Linked DNA regions of Homo sapiens: region 1 is linked to region 2. A link is a contact called in ENCODE Hi-C data. All regions are on one chromosome and are shown on one strand. Each heading gives the region's core, a stretch centred on a gene start or an enhancer-like site at or near the end of the contact. The rest is flanking DNA. Distances are from core to core; before and after follow the strand shown.

What was found. A loop is a pair of places that touch in the nucleus more often than their neighbours do. Pooled maps may share reads with other maps.
Region 1: a loop to region 2 is called in a pooled map, with 8 times the contacts of the local background. The contact joins the enhancer-like site here to the promoter of DHX9-AS1 in region 2. A Hi-C loop is called at or near these places in 4 of 50 pooled maps.

The regions. Positions count from the first base shown.
Region 1 is chr1:183,952,693-183,958,333 of GRCh38, forward strand. It overlaps COLGALT2 (collagen beta(1-O)galactosyltransferase 2), which reads right to left. Exons shown (of 12, transcript NM_015101.4): 7 at 2,070-2,146. Among named protein-coding and RNA genes, the nearest start is that of COLGALT2, 82 kb to the right of the region's middle. RefSeq lists a silencer at 3,140-3,304. Within about 2 kb of position 4,124, at least 5 of the 41 ENCODE cell types and tissues checked have a DNase peak (open chromatin) inside an H3K27ac peak, as active enhancers do.
Region 2 is chr1:182,837,531-182,843,198 of GRCh38, forward strand. It overlaps DHX9-AS1 (DHX9 antisense RNA 1), which reads right to left and starts at 2,061. Exons shown (of 2, transcript NR_148933.1): 1 at 1,782-2,061; 2 at 1-404. DHX9 (DExH-box helicase 9) reads left to right here and starts at 1,817. Exons shown (of 28, transcript NM_001357.5): 1 at 1,817-1,926; 2 at 5,015-5,147. The coding sequence starts at 5,037. RefSeq lists an enhancer at 1,442-2,283 and a silencer at 1,707-2,136.

The DNA.
Region 1 (5,641 bases), core at 2,874-5,373, 1.1 Mb after region 2:
AGATATTCCCTTTGAAGAAATTGTCCACCTGATTTAGGGCCAAGTAGATTAAGTGCATCCTAATTTTACTACCTTCCTTGTTTACCTAACTGGGTAATTATTTTGTAAAAAACATAATTTTCTGTGGTGACTCTATTTGCCTCATTACTTGGGACTTTATAACTTAATGGGTTGTGTTCTTTTAGTCAGAATCATACTGTGATGGGTCATGCCTCATCCCCTAATTTTCCAGATATGGAAAGGAAAGGGCATTTTCTCAGGTATAAACATGAAGCCACCTGAGGTCACTCTAAGAGAACAAAAACAGAACAGAACAAAAAATCAACAGAAATAAATCCAAAAAGGCCCCCAAAAACAGAGACCTCCAGTCTGGGAAGACTTTCAGTAAATAACAATCCAGTTCCAGTCCCTGCCAGGACAAGTGCAATAAAACTGTAGCCACGAAGTAAAAACACAGATGGCTCACTCACACTTAGTGAACAGTAAACAGAGAAAAGAGCATCAGAGCCAAATGCAGCCCAGACACCACCAGTGAGGTCACAGAGTCCGAGGAGGATTGAAAAGCCCCTGAAAAGCCCTTTTTCTACCATGCTATCTCTGTTCCATACGGAGAGGTGACTAACCTCAGACTCAGGAAAGTAGAGTCTCCGAGCCTGTGCCACTTCATGGAGTTGGCCTTCTCCTGAAGGGCTCTAGGAGTGACCCAGTCCTTACACCGTGTCCTGCCCAAAGAAGACCGGAACTGGAAGATCCTGGTTTTGTCTTATTTTATTTGCTTTGGTTTGGTCCTCATAGGAATGTTTTTAGGAGGAGAAATGAATCTATGTAAGGACACTTGGGTCCTTTCACCTAGGGAACCGAGAGAGAGCTGTAGGGAAGGAAAGCTACAGTAACATGTGGAAGCTGGTCCACTGTGGGTGTGGGACAACCTTCTCTATAGCCCTGATCATTTTTAAAAACTATTTGCAAATGAGTCTTATTCCTCTCTACTACATGCAGCTCATCTCTTCTCATTCTGCCCTTTGTGGAAATACCATAGTAGCTGTTAACTCTTCCCCACTTAATAATCATGAAATATTCTTTCCCCCTTCCTGAAGTATAGCTCCAAATCAGTCTTACGGAAGAAATCTTAATTCCCAGTTCTAGCGTCAAATCCCTTTGAGAAGGCTGTACTCTGGGGACATGTACATATATGTATGTATATGTTACCATGTGATAAATAAGGCATCTTCCTTCGATTAATCAGTGGCAATTAGCACCAAGCTCGAAGCCTGATCTGTTACATATCCAGAGTCCATGGAAGAGTTCTCAGTTTGTGGACTCCTGAGGCACTGCCCTAGCTTCTAGACCACCAAGCTCCTTCTGAATACTGTTCAGCAGCTACAGGGGACACCCATGAGAGAGTCAGTGATGTGGAGTCACAATCCCTGCCAAGTATCTGTTACGCATATTACCAGGAGGGGAACCTCTTAATATTTCTGCTTCATTCTTTATACAACTAAAACTTAATAATAAATACTACCCTTAGAATATTATTAGGAAGTTCTTGCCTGCTGAAAGGCAGAATTTTAGAACAAATATGTTTTTTTTTCTTTCTTTGTCCTCTCAACCCTGCTCTCTAACCTTTTTCCATGGAAGAATAGTAGAAATAAAAGAAAGCACAGAAAGTTCCAGAATAGTTTCCACTTGCTCAGATGTGGCAGAATAAAATTAAAGTCCTCCATATCTAAAACATGTATCCTCTGTATCTTACTCTTGAATTTTGATAAAAAGGTTGATTAAAAATATCACAATATCTGCTCCTAGAAAATATCAAATTCACTTTCATTACTAAATGGTAATTTCTTTCTAAGTAAATGATTAACTACATTTATCATGATACTCCTTTTTTTAAGATAAGGAAACTGAGAACAACAAAAACCAAGTAGTTTTCCCAAGACCTCAGAGCCATTTCAGCAGCCAAGCCAGTCTTGCTGGCTCTCAGATGCAAGCTCAGGCTTGTGTTCCAAAATGAACACACAAGCCTGCACACGCGTGCATGTGCACACACATATAGACACCTTTCCTACCTCATCAAATCCCATCTTGTCTGGATATTTAGGGACAACTGAGACATACTGGGAGGGTTCCATTGGAGGACGGTCAACTGGAAGACACAAGAAACATGCAGAGTGCTTTGTTAATGAAAGGGTCAGAAATCAGAATTCCATCCGCATGCCTGATCTCTAGGGTTGGAATATAACTTGGAAATACAGGGCAGGGGACAATGGCAGCAGTTCTCCAGGATTGAGTAGCCACACAGGAACCCTGCTGGTCAGGGCACTGGTTTCAGGAGCATTTGATTATATGGAGATTGCAACATTTGCTCCACTTCCCTTAAGACTTATTTCAAGAATATTTGGGAGGCAGTTTAGGATAATGGTTAAGAGGAAGGGCTCCAGAGTCGGATGATCTGGGTCCAAACCTTGGTTTGCGAAGGAGTAGGAGAGTTAGGGGACCTCTTTAAGCTCATTTCTTTGGTGTAAAATTGGGATAATAGAAGTGTATCTGTGTTATAAAATTTAAATGAGACCTGCGTGCAAAGCACTCACCACTTTAACACAGTAAATGCTCAACAACTCTTAGCTATTACTTACTATGGCCCATGATGAAAGAGCTCAGAAATAGGCTAGAATTTTTACTGAAAAACACTTTTTTCTCTGCATTTAAAATTGTCAAAGTGGGGGACTATTTTTATCCCACCTGGGCAGGTTTAGGTGTGGGTGCGCAAAAGGTCCATTGCTTTAACAGGATCTAACCACAGAGAGCTGGCCCATGTCTAATGGGAAGATTCCAGCTGGGAGTGACACTACTTCTTCAATAATGAAAGTTTTATTTATTTGATACTCTAAAAAAGCTTCCTTTGCAAACTATGTATTTTAAAGTTTGGAAGTAATATTGGTTAAGAAACCTGAAAAGGCCTTGAAGAATGTTTAGTATTATAAAAATTCAAAGTCCTCGAAGAATGTTTAGTATTATACAAATTCAAAGTCCTCATTTGATTTTCCTTAAAGGGATAATACAAAGAAAATTTAAAATGATAGCTGGTAACTGGGTTGTTGAAAGAACTATGGGTAATGGCCATGACTACTGTAACGTATCTGTTCACCTCTATTCCAGGCACAGGAGAGGAATACACTCTCTTGCCCTTGAAGTTACTCAGGGCTATATGACTTTCTGGGGAAAGTTTATAGTGTGGTGCTGCTGCTCCACTCTCCAAGGGCTCCCCCGACACTGCCCTTGGTCCCACCACTGTGCTCATAGCGGCATGTGTGGATATGGATAGCAGATGTGAATTGGAAGCAGCCTGGAACATTGCATCAACACATGAAGGGCAGCTCCCAGGAAAGACACCTGCTCTGCAGACTTGGATAGCAAGAAATAAGCCATTGTTGTATGAAGCCAATCAGATTTTTATATTCCAGCATAACTTTGCCCATCCTGAGATACTGTCCAAAGGGTATGATCTGTTTAACTTCACTGAAATATTATAGAGAAATCCTGACATCCAATTTTACTTATTGGCGAATGATGTGAAATTCTAGAACGTAGTGAGACAGAGTTCTTAGGCCAAACACAAGAGCTGGTCTCATTACTTCAAACTTGACACTTACAGTCATATTTCTGTGCATATGCAGTGCATGTCTTTGTCTTCCCAATAGCAGCCGAGAATATTCTGGTCCTTTCTGCTCCACTCCACTCCTTATTAGTTTCTTTTAAAATCAATAGGGAGGGTCCACCAGGTACACGGTTAGGTTTTTAAGAGAAAGAAGCTTAATGTACCAGCTTCCTCCTGTTCATGATATTGTCTGAGGAGCTGTCTCACTCTCCCTCCTGGGGCCTGAGACTTGGGAAGATGTTATATTTTGAGTTACCCATTCTAGGCTGCTGGTCTCCTTTGGACTCACATGGCCTGTGTGGCTTTAACATTTCAGCCAAAGAGACTGCTTTTAGCCACTTTGTTTCCATCAAACATAGGCAGTCATTGCATTCACAGGACAAGTGTTGCAAAAAAAAAGCCACAAGTGGTTGGCTCCCGAAAGTCATCACTGAGCAAAAATATCAGAGAAGTGTGCTTGGGTTTTGCCACTGAAGGCAGCAGTAAGCCACAGAGGAAAACAGGAAGTGATACAGTGAGTCAGACCTAAGAAACTTAGTCTGTGGGGAGAAGGATGTATCTTTGCTGACAACAGACTTGAAGGTTAGGTATATCCTGGCTTCTGTTTGTAGTCATTTCTGACTCCATCTTTCATAATTGATCTGGTCTCTCATTAAATCCCTTCCTGGAAATAATCCTTCCCTGTACTGCCACTTGGGACAATGGGCTTCATTGCTTTCGGGATAGTTTCAAGATCTAATGTGAATAATTACAGCCATTGTTACAGAGGTCTTATCACTCACAGAACCCAGAGTTCTGTGAGTGATATATATATATGTCACATATATACTTGACATATATAATCACATATATTTAATGTTCACATGTACCATGGGATATGTATGAGTGTCTCTATTTTTATAGACAAGGAAACAAACATTAAATAACTTGCCCAAGATCACAGAGCTGATAGAGCTGGTATTTGAACCTAGGTCCTACTCCTTTACCGGAGCTCTTAATTCCCATTCCACATCATCCCCAGAGCTAGTCCTTGGTGGCCACTGGTATTAGCCAACCAGGCAACTGGGCTGGGTCCAGAGTAGCTCATTTAAGCCCAGTCATGTCTGGAATAGTACATGATAGATTGTACTTGGATCAAATCCTACCGCTTCTTCTCTATAATTTCTCCTGAACTTCTTCCATTGTTGCAGCCTAGCTTGGGTCCTTACCCACTATGCCTGGGCTGTTTTTGATTTTTTTCAAACACTTACATGCTCTCAGTCTTTCCTATTCTAATTAATCATGCTCACTGTTGTCAAAATAATCTTCCGCCGCACAGCTCTGTTCTCAACTGTAACAGTCACACTCAACACTATATTTAAGGGCTTAACAGGTTGCTAGGTGTTTTCATAGTCACCATGTAATTTTATCTTCACTTTTTTGTGGTGGTTTTTTTTTTTTTTTTTTTTTTACAAATAAAGAAACTGAGACCAAGCCAGATGTAGACTTGTCCAAGGTCAAATACTGAGTGATTGGCAGAGCTGGAACTCAGTTTTAGACATAACTTCAAGTCCAATTATCTTAATAATTTTTACATGATGTACTGTTGTCTCAAAATGTCAATACTGAGAGCAGGTACCTGAGACTTCCTATCACCTTATGCTGTAATTTGCAAGAGTAATCTCCTCATGCTTTATAGACCATTTAAATCTAACATCTTTATAAGATCTGGCCTCCTGTCATTCATCTCCCGAAGGCAGCACATCCCCAAATTCTCTGTGCAGCTTCTAATGTACTAAATGAGTTATCACATGAAAAGAGATGGGCACAGTGCTTTTAATAAGTGTTAGTCATTGTCGTCATAACCCTTCTCCCACCTCACTCAAATTCTTCAACTCTGATTTCTAAAACTCCAGTCTACAATTCAGAAATTCCCTGACCATCCCCTTCACAAGATTTTCAATTCTCGTCCACTGATGCCTGATAAAACCCTAATCCTGGTTA
Region 2 (5,668 bases), core at 811-3,310:
ATCTATGTTCATCAGGGATACTGGCCTATAGATTTTTTTTCTTGTGTCCATATCTAGTTTTGGTATCAGGGTAATGCTGCCCTCACAGGATGAGTTTGAGAACTGGTATGAGTTCTTCTTTAACTGTTCAGTAGAATTCAGCAGTGAAGCCATCAGGGCCTGGACTTTTCTTTGATGGGAGACTCTATATTACTGATTTAATCTCATTACTCATAGTTGGTCTTTTCAGGTTTTCTATTTCTTCTTGGTCCAATTTTGGTAAGTTGTATCTGTTCAGGAATTTATCCATTTCCATTTGGTTTCCAATTTGTTGGCATATAGTTGTTCATAATAGTCTCTAATGATCCTTTGTATTTCTGTGGTATCGGTTTAATGTCTTCTAGGCCCCTGCTGCTTTCAACACCCTGAAGGGTACAAAAAAAAAAAAATTAAGGTCTTTCCTTCAATGATTTTATTCTTAATTAAGGAGAACAATCACATGAAGAAAATAATAAGTAAATGATAAACTATGTTGTTCTGATTTTAAGAATGACAGTTTTAAAGGGAGTGATCACTATCAGCTAGAAGGATTAAGAAAAACATAAGGAAAGAGGTGAAAAATAAAGATCCATAGATATAATGAGCCCAGATAATTGATTAGTCTGGATTCCCTGGAACAATCCCAGCTGGAAATGTTTTGTATCATTACCTTCATGGGACGCACTGGAGTTTCAAAATTTAACAGTGACTAGTATAATAATTAAGGACACAATTATTCCAAAGACTTGGAACACAAAATTACTCCAAAGACTTGGAACACAAAAGGTTATCCAATTTAAACAAAAGCAACCTTGCAGATTTTATTCCTACCTTAAAGTAGTTTGCTGAGCACTTACAGTAATGTTCCAGGCACGGCAAGGAGCGACCTGCGTTAGCCAGGCAGAATGCCCGCCTTCACTGAGCTTATTTCTTTCATGGTTTTTTTTTTTTTTTTTGAGACGGAGTCTCGCTCTCTCGCCCAGAAAATGGCGTGATCTCGGCCCACTGCAACCTCCGCCTCCGCCCCCGACCCCGGGGTTCAAGCGATTCTCCTGCCTCAGCCTCCCGAGTAGCTGGGATTGCAGGAGCCCGCCCAGCCACCCAAGCAGCTGGGATTGCAGGCGCCCGCCCCCATGCCCGGCTAATTTTTGTATTTTTTTTTTTTTTTTTAGTAGAAACGGGGTTTCACCACGCTGGCCAGGCTGGTCTCAAACTCCTGACCCCAAGTGATTCGCCCACCTCGGCCTCCCAAAGTGCTGGGATTACAGTCACCACGCCCGGCCAGTTTATTTCTTTCAAGAGACACTGGCGTTCAGACTATCTGAATCAATCCGGTAACTACGCCCACTGAACACCTACTACATGCCAGGTATTGAACTAAGCCGCCCTTCATATGCCATCTCATGTAATTATCTCAACAACCCTACCAAGTTAGCAGCAAGGTTTCCAGTTCTGCCTTCGAAGGGAACCTCCTCTCACCGGAGATCCCTATGACAGACCCTGCGAAATATTTTGCTGCATCAGAATGCTACAGGCCGTCAACTCCCTAACATGCGCAAAAGCGGGCAGCCGATTATCCAGGGTAGTGGATTATCCAGGAGAGTGGATTATCCAGAGTAGCAGGTCTGGCGCGATGCCCGCCCGGCTCAGCCCATCTCCCTAGCAACGAAACCCTTCCGCGCCGCGAGGTTGCTGAGCCCCGCCCCCTCCATTGGCGCGCCCTCGCCATCCCCCGCCCTGGCACGCGCTCTGCGCATGCGTACGCTCGCTGGCCCCGCCCCCTAGCGCCGCGGTCGGAGCCATTTCGCCGATTCCTCCATGCGAGTTGCTGTGCGTTTCTCTGTTGTCTCGGTAGAAGGCCAGAGTCACACACGGTCCTAAGAGCTGGGCACCAGGAAGCGAAGGCTGGTAAGGGAGAGACGTTCCGGCTACCATGCGGGGCGGCGGGGTCGCGGGCGGGCGCCGTGGACCATGGCTCCGCAGCCGGCTTTGTTGCGAAGCGCGGGCGGCGGCGGCGGCTGGGGGTGGGGGAAGGGACGAGCCGCCCGCGGGTCCCCGGATTGCGGGTTGCGTGCGCGCCTCGCCGCGATGCGCTTGCGCCGTCCGGGCAGCCTGTGGCCCCCTCCCCTCTCCTCCGCCCAGCGTTTCCCGCTGCTGCCTCTAGCAGGCAAAGCGCGCTTCCTCCTCTGGCCTGCGTACGCCGGGGCACCGCGGCGGCTGAGGGAAGGGGGTGCTTCGCCTGTGGTGGTTGCCGCCGGGGCGCCACTGGCCTAGGGCTCTTCATTCATTCAAGCCACGAATAACTGGCGCCGTCGTGCAGGCCTTGTGGGTAGAGGAAAAAAAATTGAAGAATGTAAAGGGAGAGCGCCTTTGGCTAGTATAGCGAGGTAAGGCGTCTCGAAGGAGGGAGGCTTTGAGCTGATAACCTCGGCCAACGCGAAGGAAAAGCAGAGCCTGCAGAAGCGGAAGGGATTAGTTATCGCTTAAGGGCAGAAACTGGGCGGGAGCTGAAAGCAGGCCATGTGACTGGAGTGTGGCGAGAAGGCCTTCAAAGGAGAATGGGTTTTAGGGTGGCAAGAGTGGAAACAAAAACCGTGTAGGACAATATTTCACTAGCCCGGGTGTGCAGTAGTGGTGGCAGGAGAGATGGGGAGAAACGAATGGATAGGGGACGTATTTTGAAGCAGAAATGCGTAGTGGTGGAAGGTAGTAGATCTGGAGTCAGGCTACGTTTTCTGGAATTCTTGCGCCTTTTTTTTTTTTTTTTTTTTTGCAAGAGTCTCGCTCTGTCGCCAGACTGGAGTGCAGTGGCGCGATGGCGGCTCACAGCAACGTCGGTCTCCCGGGTTCAAGTGATTCTCCTGCCTCAGCCTCCGGAGTAGCTGGGACTACAGGCGCGCGCCACCACGCCCAGCTAATTTTTGTATTTTTAGTAGAGACGGGGTTTCATCATGTTGGCCAGGATGGTCTCGATCTCTCGACCTCGTGATCCGCCTGCCTTGGCCTACCAAAGTGCTGGGATTACAGGCGTGAGCCTCCGCGCCCGCCCGAATTCTTGCTCTTATAATTAGGAGCTCTGTCTTCCTGAAGCAAGATATTCTTTGTCTCAGTTTCCCCTTCTCTAAAGGGATAGTGATCTTACCTGTACAAGGTTACTAAGGATTAAGTAAAATAGTTCCATTTAGATGATCTATTATGGATATTGTTTGACACACATTAAGGGTTCTACAAGGGATAGCTATGGAGAATCTTAAGGGAGTGGACGACTCTCAACTTGTGCCAGGAGTAACTTGGTGGATGTCGTACCGTTTATGGAAACCGAAATGTAGGGGTAGGGTGTTGGAACAGATTTGAGGGGAAATTTAAAATTCTGTTTTGACTGAGATGCCAAGTTAGCATGCAAATGGGTGAGTTAGTGCCACAGTTGGATGAACTTAATTTTGGACTTTAAAGAGAAACGACGGGCGGGCGCGGTGGCTGACGCCTGTAATCCAGCACTTCGGGAGGTTGAGGCGGGCCGATCAAGAGGTCAGGAGATCAAGACCATCCTGGCCAACACGGTGAAACCCCGTGTCTACTAAAAATACAAAAAATTAGCTGGGCGTGGTGGCGGGCGCCTGTTGTCCCAGCTACTCGGGAGGCTGAGGCAGGAGAATCGCTTGAACCTGGGAGGCGGAGGTTGCAGTGAGCCAAGATCTCGCCCCTGCACTCCAGCCTGAGCGACAGAACGAGACTCCGTCTCAAAAAAAAAAAGAGAGAAAAGACTAAAGTTTAAATATATGTATTTGGGCATCGATAGCATGTAGTTGGTATTGAACATTATGGGGTTGTAAGAGACTAGGGAGACAGGAGTTTGATAGTATAGTCCTTCGTATTTCATATTACTCATTCACCATGAGGGCTTGTTGTTTAATTATTCACGAGGTGGAATTTCCAGATAAACATTTTCAGCTTTCCACGGCTTTTTTGTTAATAGGACATTCCCTTCGCCAAATGGATGACCAGAGTTAGACTGTGGCCACTCAGACGTAACAAATTTATGCTAGGGGTGCAGTTTGATGACGTTAGACTTAGGTGCTAACAAAATGCATCAAACGTGAAACGTGAAGCAGACGGTTTAATGCTGGTAATGGGATTTCTTCTCACAGCAAACTAAATTCATAGCATATTTTATTTTCTCTGGTTATAAATGTGGTCTCATATCTTGCTTACAGTTTAGACTCAGCATTTAGACTGATAGGCTCCATATCTTGTGGTATTTTATAGACTTGTTGCACTTCAAGAAAACTTTAATATCCTCAAATTTTAATAAAAAGGCCTAAAGGAGAGATTTGGTATAGAACATTTAAGTTAATAGGTTACCGTCTTCAGTACTGAGTGCTTAATGTATTTGAACTTTATTATATTATTAATACATGGCCTACAACTTTGGGGACAATATGCTAGTGGTCATAATCAGAATGAGAATAAAACATTGAATTTATATGCAAATGATAACTTTCTTAATATATAGTAGTTTGGATTTGAATTTAGGCCTCCACGGTGGGTGACTTGGAAGTTACTTTTTTAAATCTTAGTTTCTTACTTCCTGAAAAGACAATGATAGTACCCACCATATCTGTGTGCCATTGTTGTGAGGATGAACTGAGTTAAATATATAAGGTGCCCGTTGTAGAATATAGGGCCTTATATAAAATACTTTGTAAGAAAAGATAAAAATCACTCTTAGTCCCCAAAGATAACCATTTTAGGGGGTATTTCTTTCCAGTCTTGATCATGTATATGTACTTTTCATGAAGTTCAAATCATACCGTTTTGTATCCTTTTTCTTACAACATATAAACGTTCCAATTATGTCGTTAAAATTTATGGGGAGTCTTAATAGCAACATGATAGAATATCCTATGTTTAACCCAGATTCAGTAATCTAGATAATTGGTTCCTCCCAGTTTTTGCTATTATAAATGCTGTTTTTAACTGACTTTTGTTTTCTTAGATCTGAAGAAGACACTTGAATCATGGGTGACGTTAAAAATTTTCTGTATGCCTGGTGTGGCAAAAGGAAGATGACCCCATCCTATGAAATTAGAGCAGTGGGGAACAAAAACAGGCAGAAATTCATGTGTGAGGTACTGAAGAATACAGTTTGCATTTATGTGATTTATGAGGTTCATTTTGGGGTTAAAAGAAAAATGTTTTCTGTTTGGAGATGTTAATGTGTTGCACATTAGGAAACGACAGTTCTTTATTGTGACTTGACTGCTATTGTAAATCATTTTCAAGTCAGCATTACTTTTAAAACAATCTGACAGGTAAATTATTCTAATTAGAGCCTATATCTTCCTCAGCTTCCTCAGTACCAGTAGTGGGGATGGGAAAAGTTGGATCAACTGTTTGCAGTTTTATAAGCACGTTTAGAAAGCAGAGCAATTCTTGATTGCTTCAAATCAAAGTGCTTAAATACAAATGGAGAGCTTGTTCATGGATATTACAGAATCAGATTTTAATGTGAACCTTCTGTTATATGAGAAAAAAAAATCTGAGCCACTTAAATTATTTTTGGATACAACACAATTTAAGCTTTTTCAGTAGCTCATGCATTCTCTTATTTTTATATTTATATTTATAGAGTATATTTCCTAAAGTTAGC